Regions from separate parts of the Homo sapiens genome. Here region 1 is linked to region 2. Evidence: read pairs that join two places in POLR2A ChIA-PET (ENCODE). Cell type or tissue: MCF 10A. All regions are shown on one strand. Each heading gives the region's core, and the rest is flanking DNA. Links, peaks and the distances in the headings are about the cores only. Region 1 holds the start of LOC124904436 (a long non-coding RNA gene). Region 2 holds the start of LINC01133 (long intergenic non-protein coding RNA 1133).

What was found. Peaks named below come from ENCODE experiments on the same cell type or tissue, not always from the same donor. Only the 100,000 strongest peaks of a DNase experiment are listed, where the experiment ranks them.
Region 1: POLR2A ChIA-PET joins it to region 2 with 6 read pairs; 2 of 35 experiments call an interaction of 5 or more read pairs at or near these places.

The regions. Positions count from the first base shown.
Region 1 is chr1:160,015,078-160,025,938 of GRCh38, forward strand. LOC124904436 (a long non-coding RNA gene) reads right to left here and starts at 6,905. Exons shown (of 4, transcript XR_007066682.1): 1 at 5,880-6,905; 2 at 3,162-3,287; 3 at 2,534-2,652. PIGM (phosphatidylinositol glycan anchor biosynthesis class M) reads right to left here. Exons shown (of 1, transcript NM_145167.3): 1 at 9,876-10,861. It also overlaps the pseudogene RPL27AP2. In MCF 10A, for the core only: no CTCF peak of the experiment used is centred there; a DNase peak (open chromatin) is centred at 4,044.
Region 2 is chr1:159,955,061-159,965,921 of GRCh38, forward strand. LINC01133 (long intergenic non-protein coding RNA 1133) reads left to right here and starts at 6,164. Exons shown (of 3, transcript NR_038849.1): 1 at 6,164-6,345. It also overlaps a transcript of SLAMF9 not described here. In MCF 10A, for the core only: no CTCF peak of the experiment used is centred there; a DNase peak (open chromatin) is centred at 5,801.

The sequences.
Region 1 (10,861 bases), core at 2,492-6,491, 58 kb after region 2:
AACCAGAAACAATGCGAACACTGATAAATAGCTAAATTCGTACATTCATACTGTGAAATTCTTGGCGGTCATTTAAAGTCTGTAGAAAGTCTTGAAGAATATTTATTATTATTAAAAGATAGGGGCCCAGCTGGGCACGTTGGCTCACGCCTATAATCCCAGCACTTTGGGATGCCAAGGCAGGTGGATCACTTGAGGCCAGGAGTTTGAGACCAGCCTGGCCAACATGGTGAAACCCCATCTCCACTAAAAATACAAAAATTAGCTGGGCATGGTGGTGTATGCCTGTGATCTCAGCTACTCAGGGGGCTGAGGCAGGAGAATCACTTGAACCCGGGAGGTGGAGGTTCCAGTGAGCAGAAATCGGGCCACTGCACTCCAGCCTAAGTGACAGAGTGAGACTCTGTCGAAAGAAAGAAAGAGAGAGAGAGAGAGGGAGGGAGAGAGGGAGGGAGGAAGGAAGGAAAGATAGGGACTGGGTGCAGTGGCTCACTCATGTAATCCCAGCACTTTGGGAGGCTGAGACAGGCAGATTACTTGAGCCCAGGAGTGTGAGACCCCCCTTGGCAACATGGTGAAATGCCATCTCTCAAAAAAAACAAAAAACAAAAAAACAAAAACAAAAACAAAACTTAGCTGGGTATGGTGGCGCACACCTGTAATCCCAGCTGCCTGACACGCTGAGGTGGGAGGAACACCTGAGCCCAGGAGGTTGAGGCTGCAGTGAGCTATGATTGTGCCACTACACTCCAGCCTGGGTGACAGAATAAGATCCTGTCTCCAAAAAAAAAAAAAAGAAAAAAAGAAAAAGAAAAGAAAGAAAGAAAGATAGTCACAATACATTGCTAAGTTTTTTTTAAGTTTATTTTAAATTAAAATGAATAGTATGACTCCAAACTCTACAGTATATATACAATGATCTGGAAGAATACAACCTTAGATATTAACAGTGGTTATCCCTGGATGGTGGAGTTATGATTATTGTGTTCCAAATTTCCTATTTAAAAATTTTGCTTCTGTTTTACTATAAGGAACATATTGTTTTGATAACAAGTAAGATTTTTATTTTTACTTAAAAAATAAAGCTGGGGTCCTCAGGTGGACTAACTGACTGTTACAGTTACTTAGCTATATTAGAAAGAGCTGGACATAGTTCTTATGGCTGTTTACTCTGTGTGTGTGTGTGTGTAAATATATATACCATATATAATCAGTAAGCCTACCTTTCTACTTATGTTTTGCTTGGACTGCTTTAAACCAAACGCATATGCCAAAAGCCAATAAAGAGATCCACCCCAGACATATGCAAAATACTACAAGAGAGCTTAGGCAGGCTTTAATTTAACAATTAAAGGATTGTTAAAATTAAAATTTTATTGCAAATAATCTACAAAGCTGCATGTAGTTTATTAGAGTTGCCTATAAGTATCTGGTTTATCTATGACCACTTAATATAGTTAATGGACCTTATGCAAATATATACAGGCTCAAAAAGAGACTTAATGGCAGACTTGGCCTTCCTTCCATGCCCAGTTAACAGGGGATGGCTCCCAGCCCCTCAAACACACAGAAAGATAAAACTAGAGAGATTTTGCCAACAATTTAAGCAAGGAAAAATCTAGAGCTGCAAAGTGTGTAACATTTACTAGACTACTATGAGAATAGATTCATAAACAACACAAGTGTCCAAAATAAACTATCATATAGAGAAATTACAAACATCTATAAAGAACTATAAATTAAGAGCCCAAACTTTGGCCGGGTGCAGTGGCTTACACCTGTAATCCTAACACTCTGGGAGGCTGAAGCAGGAGGATAGCTTGAGCCTAGGAGTTTGAAACCAGCCTGGGCAACAAAGTGAGACCTCATCTCTACAAAAAATCAAAAAACAAAAATTAGACAGGCATGGCAGCATGCACCTGTGGTCTTAACCACTTGGGAGGCTGAGGCAGGAGGATCGCTTGAGCCCAGGAGGTCAAGGCTGAAGTTAGCCATAATGGTATCACTGCACTCCACTCCAGCCTGGGCAACAGAGTGAGACTCTGTCTCAAAAAAAATAAAAAAAAAAATCCCACACTTTAAAAATAATACAGCATTTCTCTGACTTAACTGACTTCTCCCCAGTTTCCTTTGCCCATTGCTGCCCAGCTAGATTATCTAATATTACAGTGCCCAGAGCTCGGTCTTAGGCCCCCCAAGCAATCCCACCCAGGCCCTTGTCTTTAAGCAACATTTATAATCTGGTGATTCCCAAATATATATCTGACTGTCCCTCTGACTTCCTCACTAAGACTGCTGACATCTCACACTTGACACGATCGATTCCAAACCGTCTTCCTCCCTAAAACTACTCCTTCCATCAGTCTTCATAATTCAGTGAAGAACATTACCATCCATCTAGTTGCCCAAGCCAAAAGCCTAGCACCCACTTTGGATTTCCCTTTTCTTTTCCCTGACACCAAATCCGTCAACAAGTTCTGCCAGTTCTCTCCCCAAGATACAAAAATGCATGCTGAATCAACCCACTTCTTACCATCTCTAGTACTGTCACTCTTATTCAAGCCTTCACAGAATCCATTCTCCATTGAGCAGCTGGAGTGTTTTTCAAAAAATGTAATTCATATCTGCTTAAATCTCTTCAGTGGCTTTCGGCTGCACATAGGAAAATAAACAAGCAAACAAAAAAAAAAACCTCTGAACTTCTCACCATGATGCAATCAAGCCTCTGAATGCCCTTCTTCTACTCTTTACTCCTTGCAGATAATTCTCTAGCCACAAGAGCCTTTTCTATTTCTGGGATGCCAAGTTCATCCTACCTGAAGGCCACTGCACTTTTTGTTCCCTTTGCCTGAAAGTCCCCCACTCTATTCCTACCCAAACCCTATTAATTAGTTTTTAAAATATTAAGAAATTGTGAATGTGCCTTGAGAGCATGCTGCGTGTAAGTGGCAATCAGAAGACTTGGGTATTAGTCTCGCACACTTTTCAAGATAGGACACCTGCTCTAAACCAATATGATAATGACTTTGGTCAACAACCAAGGTGATTCCTTGGCTCATGATTTCCCCTTCTCTGGTACAAGTCCCAACAGCTAACTCCTCTCTTGTTAATTTAAAACCCAAATATAGAGATCTGGAAACGAGGTCACTGGAGTTGGTCACCTGCTGTGGAAGTCCCCAAACTGTCCAATTTCTTGCCTCCCCAGACTTCCTTGTTCAGTTCTTTCCTAGGGATTTATGGATTGTCCAGTATCCTTTAAGTCCTTTAGCTAAAGTTGGTTTCTGTAACTTAAAATTGAAAAGAACGTTAGAAGAATCCCTTCTTAATTGTCTGGTTAGCTTCCTAGAACTCAGCTTTACAGAACCATTCTCTTAGTATTGGCTACCCCAGGGCATCTGTGGAATCTAAACTCAGCATGGATATTGACATATGTAGAACAACTTAATATTCATCTTCCCCACCTCATATTCATGCGTGCACATGCATGCGTGTGCACACACACATATTCTCTCTCTCTCTCTCTCCCCCTTTCTCTCCCCACACTGCATTCTTTCCAAGTCCTCTCATCACCCTTTGTACTTTTCTCCAGCATCCACCAGGCTGGATTTGTTCTGCCTTGATGTTTTCTCACAGTTCATCCTTCCACTGCATGCTGGGCTCCCAATATTTGTTATAAAATTAGGAACCTTATTTATGTATGTAAAGAGGCCTTCTGCATGCACAATCAATAAATGTGAGCTCAAAATGAACCCTTTCTCTCCTACGAGGCACTCACTTCCCTTGCCTTTCCTGGGTTATCTTCTATTTCATTGTCCCTGGTAGCTATGTTCTAATCACCAAGGCAGGGGTTTTACTTTTTGGAGGTCAGAGAACCCTTTGAATGCTACAGACACATTTTACAGAAAAAATGCACACAAATACACACACATTTTGCACACAACCAAGGTTTATGGGCTTCTGATTAAAACCACTTTACCAAGGAAAAGACTTCTGTGACCATCCGCCACCCCCATACACACACACCACTAATTCCTACCCTTCACTAGCAGTGACTCATCCATGCCTTTGCTGCCAGACACCAGTAAAATAAACCTGGTTCCTCTCTCCTAATATTTGTTATGTTGAGAGATAGAAAAACAAAAACACAAAGCATCCCCAACAATTATAGGCAGTTACACTTAAGACCCATTAAAAGTGTCCCCCATTAGAACACTTCCCCAAGGCAAACACTTTATAATTTCCTAGATTACTAGTTTAATGCACAAGTTACGTTTTAAATGCTTTTCTTTACAGGGAGGCATTCTTGGACCCTGGCTGAGATTAGGAAACAGCCAAGGCTTAGCAGCACACTTACCAAGAATTTCTTAGGTGGGTTATTTTCTGGGAAGATTATCACAGTGAATAATCTCATCTATTTTACTGTCAATTTCAGAGGGTGACATTTTTGGCCCTGTTCTCAGTTCTAGAGATATTGTCAAGTTGAAACTTGCAGCTTCTTATATGCTAACTCTATCTTCTAATTAGAAAAGAGGTTAGAAAATGCTGGAGCTTTCTGGGTTGCCTTCCCCAAGCTAAATTAGAGTCTACTGAAGAAAAGGAAAGGTGGAGAAGAGACAGAAGGACCGGGTGGATGCAGTAGAGTAAGAACCATACGATCAAAGGCAGGTCAGGGACTAGACAGAATAGTCTTTCTATCCTACCAATGCCAGTGGCTCATGAATGGCCCCAAGCCCCTAGGACTTCTCTTAAGCCCAATCTGACTCCCCATGGGGTCATGGATGCATTTATTTTGTCTGATGAATTGCTTTTCATTAGAGTCAACATGGAATAGAGCAGGATTTCTCAATGTAATAGAATGAAAGTCTGTGTCCTCCAAAATTTCAAATGTTGAAAACTAGGATCCCTTTCTTGCCTCCACTTCCTTGTTAGCAGGGACCCTAAGCTCTACTCCCATTGCCCTCAGCCACCCACCCTCAACCTTGATCGGGACCTCCAGGCCGCACCTGACCGTCAGCAGGGCAGTGCAGCTCAGGTGGGTCCAGGGCGGAGCCCTGTTCAGCCTGAGATTCGGGTCTCGAAGACACATGGGCCCCTCAACTTTGCCAAATGCTCCAGATGGCAGGTCCTTGGCCCACAGGCCTACAGGCCCATCTCAGGCTGGCAAGCATCGCCCCTGCTCCTTCTTCCTTAGGCCTTACCACTAAGCTTCTTTTTCCACACAGCCATCCAGACTGAGGAAATGTAGTCACCACAGGACCCAGAAATTTTGGAGCCAGGTGAGCCACAGCCTCTGCCGCATCAGCAAGCACTGAAAGCACCCAGGTGGCCGTGGCAATGCTGGCGGCATGCATCACCACAGGATCGACTTCAGCAAATGTCACCCAGGTTACTTTAGGAAAGTTGGTATGAGGCATTACCACCTAAAGAGGAACCTGAGCTTCTACCCAGCTGTCAACCTTGACAAATTGTGGGCTTTGGTCAGGAAGCAGACACAGGTGAATGCTGCTAAAAACAAGCCTGGAACAGCTCCCATCACTGATGTGGTGCCATCGGGCTACTATAGAGTTCTGGGAAGGGAAAAGTTCCCAAACCAGCCTGTCATCGTGAAGGCCAAATTCTTCAGCAGAAGAGCTCAGGAGAAGATTCAGTGGGGGGAGCTTTCTCCTGGTGGCTTGAAGTCACATAACAGGAGGTTCATTAAATGTTAACAACTGCTTTAAAGAGAAAAGGAAAGGGAAAGGGAAGGAAAGGAAATAAAACTAACCCCCAAGGTAGTGGTATTAGAAGGTGGAGACTTTGGGAAGTGACTAGGTCATGAGGGTAGAGTCTTCCTGAAGGGGATTAGCGCCCTTACAAAAGAGACTGGTGAGTTTTCTTACCCGTTCCATCATGTGAAGACAAAAACAGAAGATGGCTATCTATGAACCAGGAAGTATCCCTCACCAGACATCAAATCTGCTGGCACCTTGATCTCGGACTTCCTGGCCTCCAGAACTGTGAGAAATGAATTTCTGTTATTTATAAACTATCCAGTCTATGCTATTTTATTACAGCAGCTCAAACAGATGAAGACACTGAACCTTGGCACTACTGGCATTCAGGGCCAGATAATTCTTTGTTGTGGGGCTTTTCTGTGCATTGGAAGATGCCTAGCAGCACACCTGACCTGTACCCACTAGACGCCAGTAACATCCCCATTATAATAACCAAGAATATCTCCAGACATTGCCAAATGTCCCCAGAAAGGGGGGACAAAATTGTCCCTGTCTGAGAATCACACAAGAGAGGAAAGTTTTGGAGTCAGACAGACCTAGGTTCCAACTTTAGTTCCATTCCTCACAAACCCATAACCTTTGTGGGTGGGGAGAGAGGTAAGTATTTATGTCCTCTGCGACTGTTTCTTATTAGCAAATAATACTTAAATCAAAAAAATTGTTTTGAGGTTTAAATGAGATGATGTGTGAAAAGCATATAGGCTTACAATAGGTGCTCAATAAACAGTTGTTCCCTCCCCATACCTACTTCACTTATTTAACAAACATTTATTGAGCACTTATGCTGTATACTAAGGATATAAACACAAAACAGTAAATCTGAGAGAAAGAGACAAATGCACAAATAACCATAACATATCAAGTCCATTAACAGAGTTTACCAAATGTTACAACTCTGGCCCTATCTTTCTTTTTTTCCCCCTTAATGGCTAACCTTCTCTCTCCAAAAGCTCATCTGGCATTCCTCTTGAAAGAGGAAGTGTCCTATGAGTTGGGTCCTGAAAAACGAGTGACAGGTCATCTGAAGGCCAGGAGAGAAATATGCACACTAGGCAGAAAAAACAGCATAGGCAGGCTGGGCGCAGTGGCTCATGCCTGTAATCCCAGCATTTTGGGATGCCAAGGCAGGCAGATCACTTGAGGTCAGGAGTTCAAGACCAGCCTGGCCAACATCGCGAAACCCCCATCTCTACTAAAAATACAAAAAAATTAGCTGGGCATGGTGCCGCGTGCCTGTAATCTCAGCTACTTAGGAGGCTGAGGCATGAGAATCAACTTGAGCCTGGGAGGCAGAGGTTGTAGTGAGCCGAGTGTATGCCACTGCACTCCATCCTGGGCGACAGAGTGAGACTCTGTCTCAAAACACACACACACACACACACACACACAAACCCAGCATGGGCAAAGGCTTAATAGTGTGGTAACTTCAGGAAACTGCATTATCCAGTAGGCTAGAGTGAGGCTGAGTAGGGGAAATTGGTGCAAGATGGAGGATGCTAAGGAATTTGGACGTCTTTCTGCAGGTCACATAGTCCCCCAGGATGCTTTTTTTCAGAATGGTGGCAGGATCAGATCTGCTTTGGAAAGCACACTCTCGCAGCACTGGGGAGGATAAATGAGAGGTGGAATGAAGGGCGAGAGAGATGAAAAGCAACAAGACCAGTCAGGAGCTATCGATTCCAGATGGGAGATAATGAGGGCCTGAAATGTAGTACTGGAAATGACAATGGCAAGATGCCAGCAGGCTCCAGGGTCATTAAAAGGTAGAACTGACAGAATTTAGTGACTGATTAGATGTGGGGCGGGTAACAAGTGAAGGAGAAGAAGGAATAGGAGGTGATTATAAGATTCTAGCTTAGAAAATTAGGTGGATACTGATGGCATTTAGAAATGACAGGCACTGAGAAACTGTTTTCTCTTCTTTTTCACAGCCCCTGCCATTCACACTGTGCAAAGGAGCCTGTCAATCACTGACTGATTTTAAGCAGGAAAGTTTCAAAGAAAGCCCCCAGTACTTACCAATGTTAAAGAAAAACAGGTAAGATAACAAACATCTCAGTACCTAGTATATATCAGGTTCTGCACTAGTTTTGTCCAATTAATGTATTAGTGAACTACTTTAGGTGTATTTTACTCTAGCTACTGATTTATAACTGAGTTATAATCCTCTTTCCACCAGTCTCCTATGGCACTGGTGAGTTCCTTAAAGGCAGGACTCTAGTCTTAACCATCCTTATACCCCCAGGCTAGCTGAGTGCTTGGCACAAAGTAGGCTCCTAAGTATTTACTAGATGAATGAATCATTGGTTGGACAACGTTGTTCCTGAACTCCCTGCTTTCTAGAATCCAGTGGTTCATCTTCTGTTCACCATAGCTAAATGATAAGGGTAGTACAGAGAAATGAGTAGTACATTTAGCTCCAGAAGATCTAGGGTCTATTCCTGCCTCACATACTAACTCTGACCTTGGGCAAAGTGCATATACTCTGAGCTTTAGGGGTCTCATCTGTGAAAATGGAATTTTAAAAAATTCCCACATCACAAAATTTGTGAAAGTATTTTGTATCATTACTAAAATATAAGTTGTTTACATATATGTTTCATCTTCCTTACATATTAACATGTGCTCAGAAGCCAGAGGAAAAAAATAGGTTGGGCTCAAAGTTATTGCATTATAAGCCAGTAAAAATGCTAATGTTAACTGTATTTTTCAACTAGCATTCATGTCGTTCTGCTGGATAATGTGAATTAGATTCTGGTTGCTCCTTGCTCACTCCAACTAGTAATACTTGCCTTACTGTTCTTTAAACCTGCCAAGCTCATTCCTAACTCAGGATCTCCGCACTGCTTTCACTCAGCAGGGAGGGATGCTGAGTGAAATGCTCTTCCCTTACCTCCCTGCACCATGGTTGCATGAAGGTCATGCATTCACTTCCCAGGTCTTTGTTCAAGTGCCCTCTCATCACAGTATCTTCCTAACCAGTTCATCTAAAGAAGCACCTACTCCACTCTCCGCACTGCCATCACTCTCTACTTCCTTAGCTTGTCTTATTTTTCTTTATGATATATCATCATCACAATCCTGTACTTGCTTATTCTTTGCCTCCCCATGAAAATGTAAGATCCATAAAGATAGGGTCTTTGCCTCCCTCTCTCACTCACTGCATCTACGATGCCTAGAACAATGACTGGCACACAGAAGATACTCATGGCATTTTGCTAAGTAGTTTGCTAAGTGAATGACATTTGCTAAATAAGTGAGGTTTTCCACTGTAATCACCTGTCATTGTATAGCACTAAAAAGGACTTGCAAAAAAAAAAGATTAGAATCAGAAGATCTGGGGTCCCACCCCAATCCTGCCATTAACCAGCTATTTGGCCTTGGAAAGTCACTTGTTTCTGAGTTCAGTTTTCTTATCTGTAACATACAAATAAAAATATCCTCTACCTTGCCCTACTGCCCCTCCATTTCACAAATCACATCATTGTGGAACTTAATGGGGTGTTATATAACACTTTATCAGTGGGGTATGTTTCTGTTTCTGTTTTTACTGTTAACTCTCCAAGAGCATAAACTGTCTATTCATCTATTACAGAACTTGACACAGGGCCTGGATCTATAAATAACTGCCAAAAAAAATGAAGAGCAAAGGTTATACATTTCCTTTGTAAAAAGAACTGAGCTTCAAATATTCATGCTCCAAATTATTTTTAAATAGTCACTGTAAGTGTCATTTCACTTTGTCTAGCAGACATAGCAATTAGCAGAGTGCCTGAGCAGCTATAAATGTTCTCATTTAGTCTGGTTTTTGTTCAGGATAATGAATATAAATGCTTGTTTTGACTAAATGAATGGTTCTCCTAGGCCAGTGCTGAATAAATGCTTGTGCTATTGTGACGCTTCTGACCCAGGCAGGAGACATGTGCTTCCATCTCCAGAACAGCAACCCCTGAATGACCCCTCGATACAATGGAGAAAAGAAGTGCTGTGTAATTTAGGGGCATAAACCAAACCTCCACTGCTTAGAGTCAGCTTAATGTCTGACAGAAATATACAAAACTGTAAAGCCTCAACCAGACATCTGAATAATCTGTCCATACATTTTTCACATATCAGTATTTATTATCTTTTCAAAGGAACAGGTCAAGATGAGAATAAAGTTTATGATCAAAGGTAGTCAAACATTTATTTTATATAAATATAATTTCCTTGCCTATATCCATTAGATTTGGGGAAAAAAGGTTCAAGTTTACAGTGCCAGAACAGCTCCTTCTTTAAAGGCTTGTAAACAGTGACTTGTTCTATGCCAGCATGCACACTTTGAGCATATCAACTCACTTAATCCTTACCAACAATTCTATGAAGATTGTGCTATCATTCCCATTTCACAGATAAAAACTAATGTATCTAGATATGATAATCTTGCTCAGGATCATGCACTGGGATTTGAACCTAAGTGATCTATTCTCTGATGCCGTACTATCAATGCAGTACAATTTTTAACTGCATGAATGCACACTGCAGAGCAACAGCAATTGAACAATGATCATTTGCCTTTTGGAAATTATGGCCACATACTTTGTGTAGCTTGATTTACAAATAGCTTGGCTAAAAAGCAGTTCAGCAAATCAACTTCTTAAAATAGGCTATGAAGGAAAAGTGCATGATGAAGCCAGCAGTAAACAAAGAAATTACACAATTTGGTGAGAGAGGGTTTGGAGGTGGAGGGGAGTTGTTAAAGGCCTGGAATCATTGAAAAGTTTGGGGATGACAGTGACTTGGTACAACTGAGAGAACTGCCCCTCAAAAGATTAGAAGGACAATTGATTGGCAAGAGACACTTGACAGAGCCAGTATTGAGTTCCATTTATTTTGGAGCAGTATGCATCTGCTGGGTTTGGGTACTCTGGAAAAATCCAAAACATAATATAATGGAAAAAGCATGGGTAAAAATCACTTATTAGCAAGTTGTTTAATCTTTGAGCCTCTTCGTTCATCTATAAATTTAGAATATGAATATCAACTTTGAAGTGTTGCTGTGAAAATTAAATAAAACCATATATGGCGGAATAGGTGCCCAAAATTGG
Region 2 (10,861 bases), core at 4,297-8,296:
GAGCAAGACTCTGTCTCAAAGCAAAAAAAAAAAAAAGAGAGAAGAAAAAAAAAAGTAGTTTGATCAGAGAGTTGATCTATGTTGTTCATATTATGAAAAGACTTTAAATCGTTTTGTGAGAATACAATGTTGATCAACTTATATGAATTCAGATTCAAGAAGAGACTGCAGAGGATCAGGGTTATTAAATAGCTTCCTGGCAGTCAAAGCTGTTCTGGATGCAATGGGCTGCCTTAGAAAGTAGCTTCTGTCCCTAGTATTCAAGCTAAGAGGACAATCACTTGCTTGGATTATCTGCAACATCTCTGCCATCAGATGGATTCTCAGACTGGATAATCTTTAAGTTTCTTCTAATAATCAATTTTATGAGTCTGTGCTGTGAAGAGTGGTGTCTCAAGACCAAGGGAACAATAGAGGAAGACGTATTCAGCTTTGGTCTTGTGCCAACATTTCCTAGTTTTAGGTTAGCAAATTCAGAAATCTGTTAAATGTTTATTGAGTAGCTTCTATGGTCCATACACTGTCTTAAGTGCTGGGGAATTAACAGTGACCAAGAATTTTAGATCGTGACTTCATGGAGCTCATAATGCTAACAATTGACATTGGACAAGTAACTACAAGTTTGATGAATCTTACCAAAGGAATAATTGAAGGAGCCTATAATAAGGCGATTTGGCAAAGTTGGAGTCAGGAGGGTTGGGGAAAAGCTATCAAGGAGAGATATTTAAGATGAGACCTTAGTTCTTCAAAGATTGGTAGAATCTGCTTAGTGAAGAAGATAATGAAGTGAGTAGTTCTTAAATTTCAATTTATGAGTATAAAACCTGAGGGATTAGAATTTTTTCTTAAAGGTGAACCAGATTTCAGTCTGAGTATAAAACGTTTTTATGTAATAAATCTGTTTAACAAATAAAATTAGATCCAGCAATCCCACTGTTGGGTATACATCCAAAGGAAATGAAATCAGTATGTTAATGAGGTATCTGCACTCCACGCTTATTGCAGCACTATTCACTAGAGCCAACATATGGAATCAACCTAAGTGTCTATCAATGGATGAATGTGTAAAGAAATTGTAGATATATACACAATGGAATACTATCCATCCTTAAACAAAGAAGGAGGCTGGGCAAGGGAGCTCATGCCTATGATCCTAGCGCTTTGGGAGGCCAAGGCAGGAAGATCCCTTGAGGCCAGGAATTTTAGACCAGCCTAAGCAACATAGAAAGACCCCATGTCTACAAAAAAAATTTTTAAACATGATCAGGGCATGGTGATGCATGCCTGTAATCCTTGCTATATGTGAGGCTGAGGTGGGAGGATTGTTGAGCCCGGGAGTTTGAGGGTGCAGTGAGCTATGATCATGCCACTGCACTCCAGCAGAGACCACCCAGAATAGAGATGCATCTACTCCCAGCCAGGGGTAAGAGAGAGGGAACCAGCAAAACTTAACCAGCAAAACTGCCCTTAACAGAAAATAGTGCATCCTAGCCATCCTCCAGGCCCACTGAGTGCAAAGCCACTCAGCTAGGTAAGAAGAGTTTTGACACCTCCCCATCCTCCTGGAGTGAGGAAAGCTGAGTAGCGGGTGGTAAGTTGAGAGGGAGCAAAGCAAAACAAAACAAAACAACAACAACAACAAAAAGAAGGAAATGCTACCATTTACAACAACATGGATGAACCTGGAGGACATTATGTTTAGTGAAATAAGCCAGACACAGAAAGACAAATACCACATAAGTTCACTTAATGTGGAATGTATAAAAAGGTTAAACTAGGCCAGGCACGGTGGCTCACACCTGTAATCCCAGCACTTTGGGAGGCCGAGGCGGGGGGATCACAAGGTCAGGAGATCAAGACCATCCTGGCTGACAGGGTGAAACCCCATCTCTACTAAAAAACACAAAAAAGCTTAGCCGGGCGTGGTGGCGGGTGCCTGTAGTCTCAGCTACTCGGGAGGCTGAGGCAGGAGAATGGCGTGAATCCGGGAGGCGGAGGTTGCAGTGAGCCGAGATCGTGCCACTGCACTCCAGCCTGGGAGACAGAGCGAGACTCTGTCTCAAAAAAAAAAAAAAAAGACAAAAAAAAAAAAAAGATTGAACTACAAGTAGAGAGTAGAGTGGTGGTTACCAGAAGCTGTGGGAGGGGTGGGGATTGGAGAAATATTGGTGGAAAGATTTCAAAAGTCAGTCAGATAGGAGGAATAAGTTCAAGAGATCTATCATACCATATGGTGACTACAGTTAATAGCAATGTATTGTATTCTCAAAAATTGCTAAAACAGGCCAGGCACAGTGGCTCACACCTATAATCCCAGCACTTTGGGAGGCCGAAGCGGGTGGATCACGAGGTCAAGAGATCAAGACAATCCTGGCCAACATGGTGAAATCCTGCTTCTACTAAAAATACAAAAATTAGCCAGGTGTGGTGGCGGGCGCCTGTAGTCCCAGCTACTCAGGAGGCTGAGGCAGGAGAATTGCTTGAACCTGGGAGGCGGAGGTTGCAGTCAGCCGAGATCGTGCCACTGCACCCCAGCCTGGCGACAGAGCGAGACTCCATCTAAAAAAAAAATTGCTAAGACAGTAGATTTTCAGTGTTCTTACCACAAAAAAAGATAGTTGTATAAGACAACACTTACGTTAATTAGCTCGATTTAGCCATTTCACAACATATTCATATTTTAAAACAACATGTTGTACACCATAAATAGGTATAAATTTTTGTGAATTAAAAAATAGAAATAAAAAATAAAAGCAAGGAAAGAAAAGAAAACAGGGTCATGAGTATAATGCTCAGAGCTTAAAGGGTGAGAATACCGTTAGATTATCTGAGAAGCAGAAGCTGGAGTTCAGAGATAAAGAGTTTTAATGTGGGGAAAGGCCTGGAAAAGATAAATGGAGAAGGAAGCAGGTGGAGCCAGAAGGGCCTCAGACCTTGATGCGTCTCACAGTCTCAGCTGACTTAGCAGGGAGCTCTGGCACCGACTGCCCGTTAGAGAAGGCCTGTGGTGGGCAGGCATGTCCAGGCACTGGGACTCTAGCTGTGCAAGACTGTCCTGGTGCCAGGACTCTTGCTGTGCACAGCCATGGGCTGGGGCTGCCGGGAACAGCGTAGATCCCGAAGGTGCTGCAGCTAGAGCCTGTCGGTTAACTGCACTTCTTGCAGCCAAAAATGTGTTTACTCTTGAAGGGGGAGCCGAGGCTGCTACAGTGAGTATGCTGATAGCCAGAAGGTAACTGTTCAGATTTATTAAACCTGTCTCCATAAGTAGGCATAAACAGTCCATGATGCCTATTGAGGAGAGGAAAATAATTTCCACCCCACTGAGCTCTCCGAGTCCAGTGTGGAGAAAGTCACTTCTGAGAGCATGATTGTCAAGTCTAATTTTCGTTTCTTCACTTTTTTTTTTTTTTATTAAGAGACAGGGTCTTGCTCTATCACCCAGGCTGGAGTGCAGTGGTGCAATCATGGCTCACTGCAGCCTCAACCTCCTGGGCTCAAGTGATCTTCCCATCTCAGCCTCCCAACTAGCTGGGACTACAGGTGAGCACCACCATGCCCAGCTAAGTTTTTTAATTTTTTTTTATAGAGATGGGATGTGGCTATGTTGCCCAAGCTGGTCTTAAACTCCTGGACTCAGGGGATCCTCCTGCCTCAGCTACCCAAAGTGCTGGGATTACAAGTGTGAGCCACAGTGCCTAGCCAAGTGTAATTTTCATTCTTGCTAATGGATTGTGATTCAAATAGAACTTCAATTTTTTTCTCTCACTGCCCTTTTAATCTTATTCAGTGGGGTAGTCTTCTCTGCCTCAGATGTGAACTCTGGCCTCGGTCTCAGTCCAGAAATGAGTACTGGTCTCGGTTTAGAAATGAGTACTTCCTGTGCCATGTAATATTCAAAATTCCAAACTTACCTTATTATCAAATAATCTCCCTTACCCTGGCTTAGGTCTTCCAGGCTAGAGGCTGGTAGTCGGGGAGGGAGCAGTCTCTGCTCTCTACTATGCTCAGCTTGCCTCTCTGAATCTGTTCTCCTCCTTCCCCTCAACTCTCCTCCCCCAACTCAGGTTTCCTCACTCCAGGAGGATGGAGAGGTTGGGGAGGTGTTAAAACTCTTCTTACCTAGCTGAGTGGCTTTGCACTCTGTGGGCCTCACAGATGGCTAAGATGAACTATTTTTTGTTAAGGGAAGTTTTGCTGGTTAAGTTTCTCTCTTACCACTGGTTCCCTCTCTCTTACCCCTGACCAGGAGGTGGATGCATCTCTATTCTGGGTGGTCCTTTGCAACTCCTTCATCAGCCCCTGGACATCTGGCCACACATCTCATCTCCTCCTCCCCAGAGGCCTGTCCAAATGCCCCTATCGTACAGCACCCAGGACAACCAAGCAGGCTGTGTCTCATGGGTGGCCCTTAGCTACCCATGACAAACATTCCTTGCCCTGGCAGATCCTAGGATCTACAACATGGCACCATACTCCTGGCTCCCTCATGGGAGCCCATTACCGGTTTTAACTCTCCCAGACCTGTCATAGGTGCCTGTCGCCTCTGACTCTCACTTGCGGGGCCACATTCCAAAGCTCCCTAAGCCCTCCCCTTGAAGTCTTCTTTACTTGGCTTGTGGTCAGAGGTGACATCACTATACCCTGGGGAAGAGGTGTGGACTCACAGTAAAGTTCTTTCCAAAGAAGTCTCTTTCTTGATCTCCCTTTCTCAGCCCTCCATCCATAGATGAGGGGGTTCCAAAGGCAGTGACACCAGTTCTCCTTGACTCCCATTGTACGTTCCTCAAGGGCAGATCTCCCTCACATTGCCTTTGATCTCCTGATACCCATCACACTGTCAGCTTAGCGTAGCGTAACTAAGGCAGGAAGAGACCCATTCTAACATCTTGCTTGTAGCAGACACTTAGGGTTCCCTGTAGCACAGCCTGTTTATCCACCTGACTTCTTTATATATATATATATATATTATACTTTAAGTTCTAGAGTACATGTGCACAACGTGCAGGTTTGTTACATATGTATACATGTGCCATGTTGGTGTGCTGCACCCATTAACTCGTCATTTAGCATTAGGTATATCTCCTAATGCTATCCCTCCCCCCTCCCCCCACCCCACAACAGTCCCCGGTGTGTGATGTTCCCCATCCTGTGTCCAAGTGTTCTCATTGTTCAATTCCCACCTATGAGTGAGAACAGGCGGTGTTTGGTTTTTTGTCCTTGCGATAGTTTGCTGAGAATGATGGTTTCCAGCTTCATCCATGTCCCTACAAAGGACATAAACTCATCATTTTTTATGGCTGCATCTACACTGCTGTGTGGGCAGTTTCATGATGGAGTGCCCCATGAAGTTTGCACCTGGGCAGTCTGTTTTTCTGCTTCCAGGCTTTCTCTGATGATCTTTTTTTTTTTTTTTTTCCTTTGAGACGGAGTTTCGATCTGTTGCCAAGGCTTCAGTGCAGTGGTACCATCTCGGCTAACTGCAACCTCCACCTCCCAGGTTCAAGCAATTCTTCCACCTCAGCCTCCCAAGTAGCTGGGATTACAGGCGCATGCTACTACGCCTGGCTAATTTTTGTAGAGACGGGTTTCACCATGTTGGCCAGGCTAGTCTTGAACTCCCGACCTCGTGATCCACCCGCCTTGGCCTCCCAAAGTGCTGGGATTACAGGCATGAGTCACTGCCCCCGGCCACTTCCAGGCTTTCCCTATGACAGTGGAAGGCCACTCAGCCAAGCAACTGGGAAGTATGCAGGTTGGGGGGGTGCAGCTGAGGGAGTGCCATGTTGGTGAGTAAACGTGGATAAATGTTCCAGCCTCCCTGCCCTATTCCATGAGCAATTCTGAGGCATGTTCTCCCTGGTTCCTCAGAGGGATTGGGCCCCAGTTGTCCACAACGGTAATCAACTATTAACACACCCTTTTCTTTGGCTTTCCTCCCTTCCTTGTCTCATTTTCCTCATTCTTTCTTCTTGGATTATCTCCCAGAAAGACGTCCTCCACCCAAGTTTTTATCTAAGGGTGTGCTTTGGAGAGAGACCAAACTATGACATTATTATATATAATAAAGTAGTTGCACCAGTAATGTTTAGACTTTCTCTCTCTTCTTCCTGGATCTTTAGGAGCAATTAAGCCAATGAGAAATCAGACCCACACCCCAATTCTGATGTAACAGCCTTGGGAAAGAGGTTGCAGTGAAAAGCTGGTCCTGCTGTGGTGGAGAGAATGGAGGAAAGATAATAAAAGGCCAAACCTTTGCTCCAACTTTCTCCTTAGCTTCCCTTTGGATCTGGAAAGCTGGGGACCCACACGGCAGAGCCATGGTACTGGAGGAGCCATTAACAAGTAAGTTCCAAATAAATCACCTCCCTCCCGAGGCAATGTGTGTTGAGATCTGCATGTGTCTTCTATCCTATTCTGAGGCCAGCCTGTGCACTTGATATATGGTTTCTTTTTCCTTTCTTTTCTTTTTCTTTTTTAAGTGTCAGTGTTAAAAAGGTGATTATTCAATTGAACCATGAAGGTGGATGGAGAGAACTGTAAGCGTCTGCAAATTGTTGAAGTGCACCCAAAGGAGTCATTGTGAAACAAAGGAGAAAAGAGTGTTCCTCGCAGAGGGAGCAGCCTGTGCAGGATCCTTGGGGTGGGGGAGAGAGCTGGGCACACTGAAGTACAGAAGAAGCCCACACAGGCAGGGCCGAGAGATGGAGGCAGAGAAGAGTGGAGATGAGGCTACAAAGACGGACTGCAGGCCGCTCACTGGGGGCGTATAGACCTGCTGAGTTTATAAGTTATGCACTCAAGAAGTTTACCTTTGGCCGGGCGTGGCGGCTCATGCCTATAATCCCAGCACTTTGGGAGGCGGAGGCGGGCGGATCACAAGGTCAAGAGTTCGAGACCAGCCCGGCCAACATGGTGAAACCCCCGTCTCTACTAAGAATACAAAAATTAGCCCAGCGTGGTGGCACATGCCTATAATGCCAGGTACCTGGGAGGCTGAGGCAGGAGAATTGCTTGAACCCAGGAGCTAGAGGTTTCAGTCAGCCAAGATAGCGCCACTGTACTCCAGCCTGGGGACAGAGCAAGACTCCATCTCAAAAAAAAAAAAGGTTTACCTTTGACGGCAAGGGGAACAGAGGATGGGAGGCAAAGGGAAAACATGGGGTAGAGGGATAATTTTATTGCCAATGATTTCGTTTTAAGAGTGGAGATGAGGCTACAAAGATGGACTGCAGGCGGCTCACTGGGGGTATATAGACCTACTGAGTTTATAAGTTATGCACTCAAGAAGTTTACCTTTGGCCCGGGGCGGCGGTTCACGCCTATAGTCCCAGCACTTTGGGAGGCCGAGGTGGGCGGCGGAGATTTGAACATATTTAAATGCTGACGAGCAGATCCAGTAGGAATAGGGGTTGAAGATTTGGGGAAAAGGTGATGATAATGGAACAAGGCCTCTCCCTGACCCCACCCCACCCCACACACACCCAGAAGACAGGAGGGAACTGAGATTCAGAACCAAGGGAAAGGAACTGACCTTGGATTACAAGATGGGCCTCGGCTATAATGAGAAGAAAATGGGCAGAGATGCAGATAGGTTTGTATGAGACAAGCAGTTAAGGGAAGGCCTGCACAGTGGCTTCGATTTTCTCTGAAGTGGAGTCAAAGTTATCTGCTAAAACTGAAGGTTTACGTGAAAGGCAGGCATTTCAAGAGAATGGAGCAGGTGAGGTAACTGTGTGTTAAGGTTTCTTAGGAAGGTCCTCATGTAAGCCTGTTATCCTGCCCTAATTATTAAGAGTGCCCCCTTTCACTCTCAGAAAGTGCTCTAGTTTGGAGGATAAGTTATGGTTACCCTAGAGCAGAAGCAAAATCTTACTAAAGGAATCATAGTGAAACAGCTAAACTTTAAGAGTTCAAGGCTGCCCTTACCTTTTTGAGTCAACAAATTGCCCTAAAGATTTAGAAGGAGATGGTGGGTGGGCAGTGTCGAAGAGCATGCCTCTGGAACCAAACTACTTGGGTTCCTTCGTCTGCAGAATGGAATACTCACAATACCCGCTTTATAGGGTGGTTGGGAAAATCAGATGAACTAATGGCAGAAAGCATTCGGCATGGAGTTGGCACATGGTGAGGGCTCAATGAATGTGAGTCATGGTTATTACTGAAGGTTGGTTAAGCATAAAGACAGTGGGCTTTGGCATTAGAAAGACCTGGGGCCCCTTGGTAATTGGCCAGGGTCTGTAATTATTGAAGAGAATACACAGGAAGTCTCTAACATAAGACACGAGAATAGGTTTATTCAAGAACGTTAGCTGGCAGCACCAATCAGCCCACAGTCTAAAGAGACAGCAAGCATTGCTGTTGGGAGGTACAACCCAGCTCGGTGTTTTCCATGCCAGTCACCTGTTCACCAGATCAGCCTGTTACATATGAAGAGATGGAACATGCTGGGCTGATCCCCTTAACCACACTGTAAGGGCAACCCATTCCTTGTCTCTCAGGCTTCACACATCTCAGATTGGTTCATGCACATACATACCCTTTCCTCAACTTACCTCTTAAGTACAATGTGTCTGCCCTTCTTTCCTAAAATGGACTCGGCTCATGTTCTTCTTGATTGCATGTCCTGTGACTCCCTGATGCTTATTGATCTCAAAATGTAGGTTTCATACCACCTGCATCATAATCAAGCTGAGAGCTAGTTAAAATGCTTATTTGGGCCAGGCGCAGTGGCTCACACCTGTAATCCCAGCACTTTGGGAGGCCGAGGCGGGCAGATCACGAGGTCAGGAGTTCAAAACCAGCCTGGCCAACATAGTCAAATCCCATCTCTACTAAATATACAAAAAATTAGCTGGGCAAGGTGGCGAGTGCCTGTAATCCCAGCTACTCATGAGGCTGAGGCAGAAGAATCGCTTGAACCTGGGAGGCAGAGGTTGCAGTGAGCAGAGATCACGCCACTACACTCCAGCCTAGGTGACAATGCAAGATTCTGTCTCAAAAAACAAACAAACAAACAAAAAAGACAGAAACACTGATTTGGACCCACTGAGTCATGATGGGAGAAAGCAGAGTGTGGCTTGTGAATCCACCTACTTATCAAGGTCCCCCAGTGATTCTACTCTAAGCTAAAGTTTGGGAATCACTACACTTCACCTGCTCTTCTGTTCTGTTGGAGCAGAGAGGAAGTTCCCCAGCCAGTGATATCTTTTGTTTCCAATCACAAAGGGTTTCTTTCCCCCTAAGTAAAGCCATGAAACAACACTCTGCTTCATTCTTGGTCTGGCCTTTGGAGAATATGAGAGGGGCTCCGGGAGCTTTTAATCTGTTCTCCTGGGCTTTCTGAGGAGCTGTCTCAAGGACTGCCGCAGGGAAGCAGGTGCAAAGCCAGGGAGCTTCAACCACAGAGAGCCTGCTTTTATCTTTTCACACAGGGAGTTCTGATGCAGAACTTGTTTGAAAATGGTGTGCTCTCGCTAAAAGAAAAAAGTTTAGAATCTACGGATCTTGTCCAACCCTTTATTTCACAAATTAAAAACTAAAAAGCAAACAAACAGCAAACAAAAACCAGAGGTTCGGAGTGGTGGAGAGACTCCCTCAAGGTCACAGTTTAACGGCAAACCTGGGGCCAAAACTCGGGTCTCCCGGTGTCTTGTTGGCAGGATTTTACTTGATTAAACAAATTTGAGAAGTAACAAAACTATACCTGGCATATAGAAAGCCCTCAGTGTTATTATTATTGTCATCATCAATAATGTGTATTTGTATTCCTTTGCTGTTATTAATTTGTATTTGAGACTGGAGGCACACAAAGAAAGCACAAAGGAAACAGAGGGGAGTGGCTTGAGGGAAGCCCTGGGCCACCCAGACGGGTCTGCACACGATGCCATTTTTCTTAGTTAATTCAGCACTTTTCACAATACAGGCTCAAACTCTAACTCATCAATGTCCCAGAGTTGATCAGAATCTGGAATGCTGCCTCATTTTATCAGAGATGTCATCAAACTGACATATAAAATTAGCCATTCATCCTACAATTATTTATCAAGCTTCAATTAAATGCCAGGCACTGTTCTAGGTGTGGGACACAGCAGTGAACAGGAAAACGCGAAGCTTACATTATTGTCAGAGTCAAGGTTGGGGGAAAGCAATACACAACAAACAGATCTGTACCGTCTGATCAGAACACTTTATAAAGTACCGTGAGGAAAAACAAGGCAGGATAAAGGAACACCAAGGGATGGGGGCAAGAAGCCTTTGGTTAGAGTGTTCTGATCAAATAGGCCAGTTGCAGCTCCATCGCCCTGACATTCCCTCCCTGTACACAGTCAGTTTGGGGAGTTGTCAACAGAAGGCTGCCTAGGGAACATGGTGCTAGAGGAAAAGAGATGAGCTAAGATTCAACACTCTGATGACAATCTATGGTATCCATCTCCAGCGAGGCTCCTTCTGTAAGGTTGCCTGGATACTGCATCTGGCTGACAGAGTCCCCAGACAGAACTTGAATAGGCACTGCCAGGGTGTGTACTTCTATGACTCTCCTTTTGCAATGGGCCCACACCACCCACCTCATTTTTCTAATAAGGTATGTACCTTCATTTGATTATTTGTGTCATTAGGGATAATTTGCATACCTCATCTTTGATCCACTATGTATTGTCTTAATACTTTGGAACTCAGAAGGCAATCTCATTTTCTCCTTTTCCAGGGCTATTCACCTTCCTTAGTCCCATATTAAAATGTTTCTTTTTAAAAAGATATAAATTATGCTTAATTAACAAATCATAATTATATTACATTTATATAGTACAATGTGATGTTTTGATATATGTCTACAATTCCAAGTGATTAAATCAAGCTA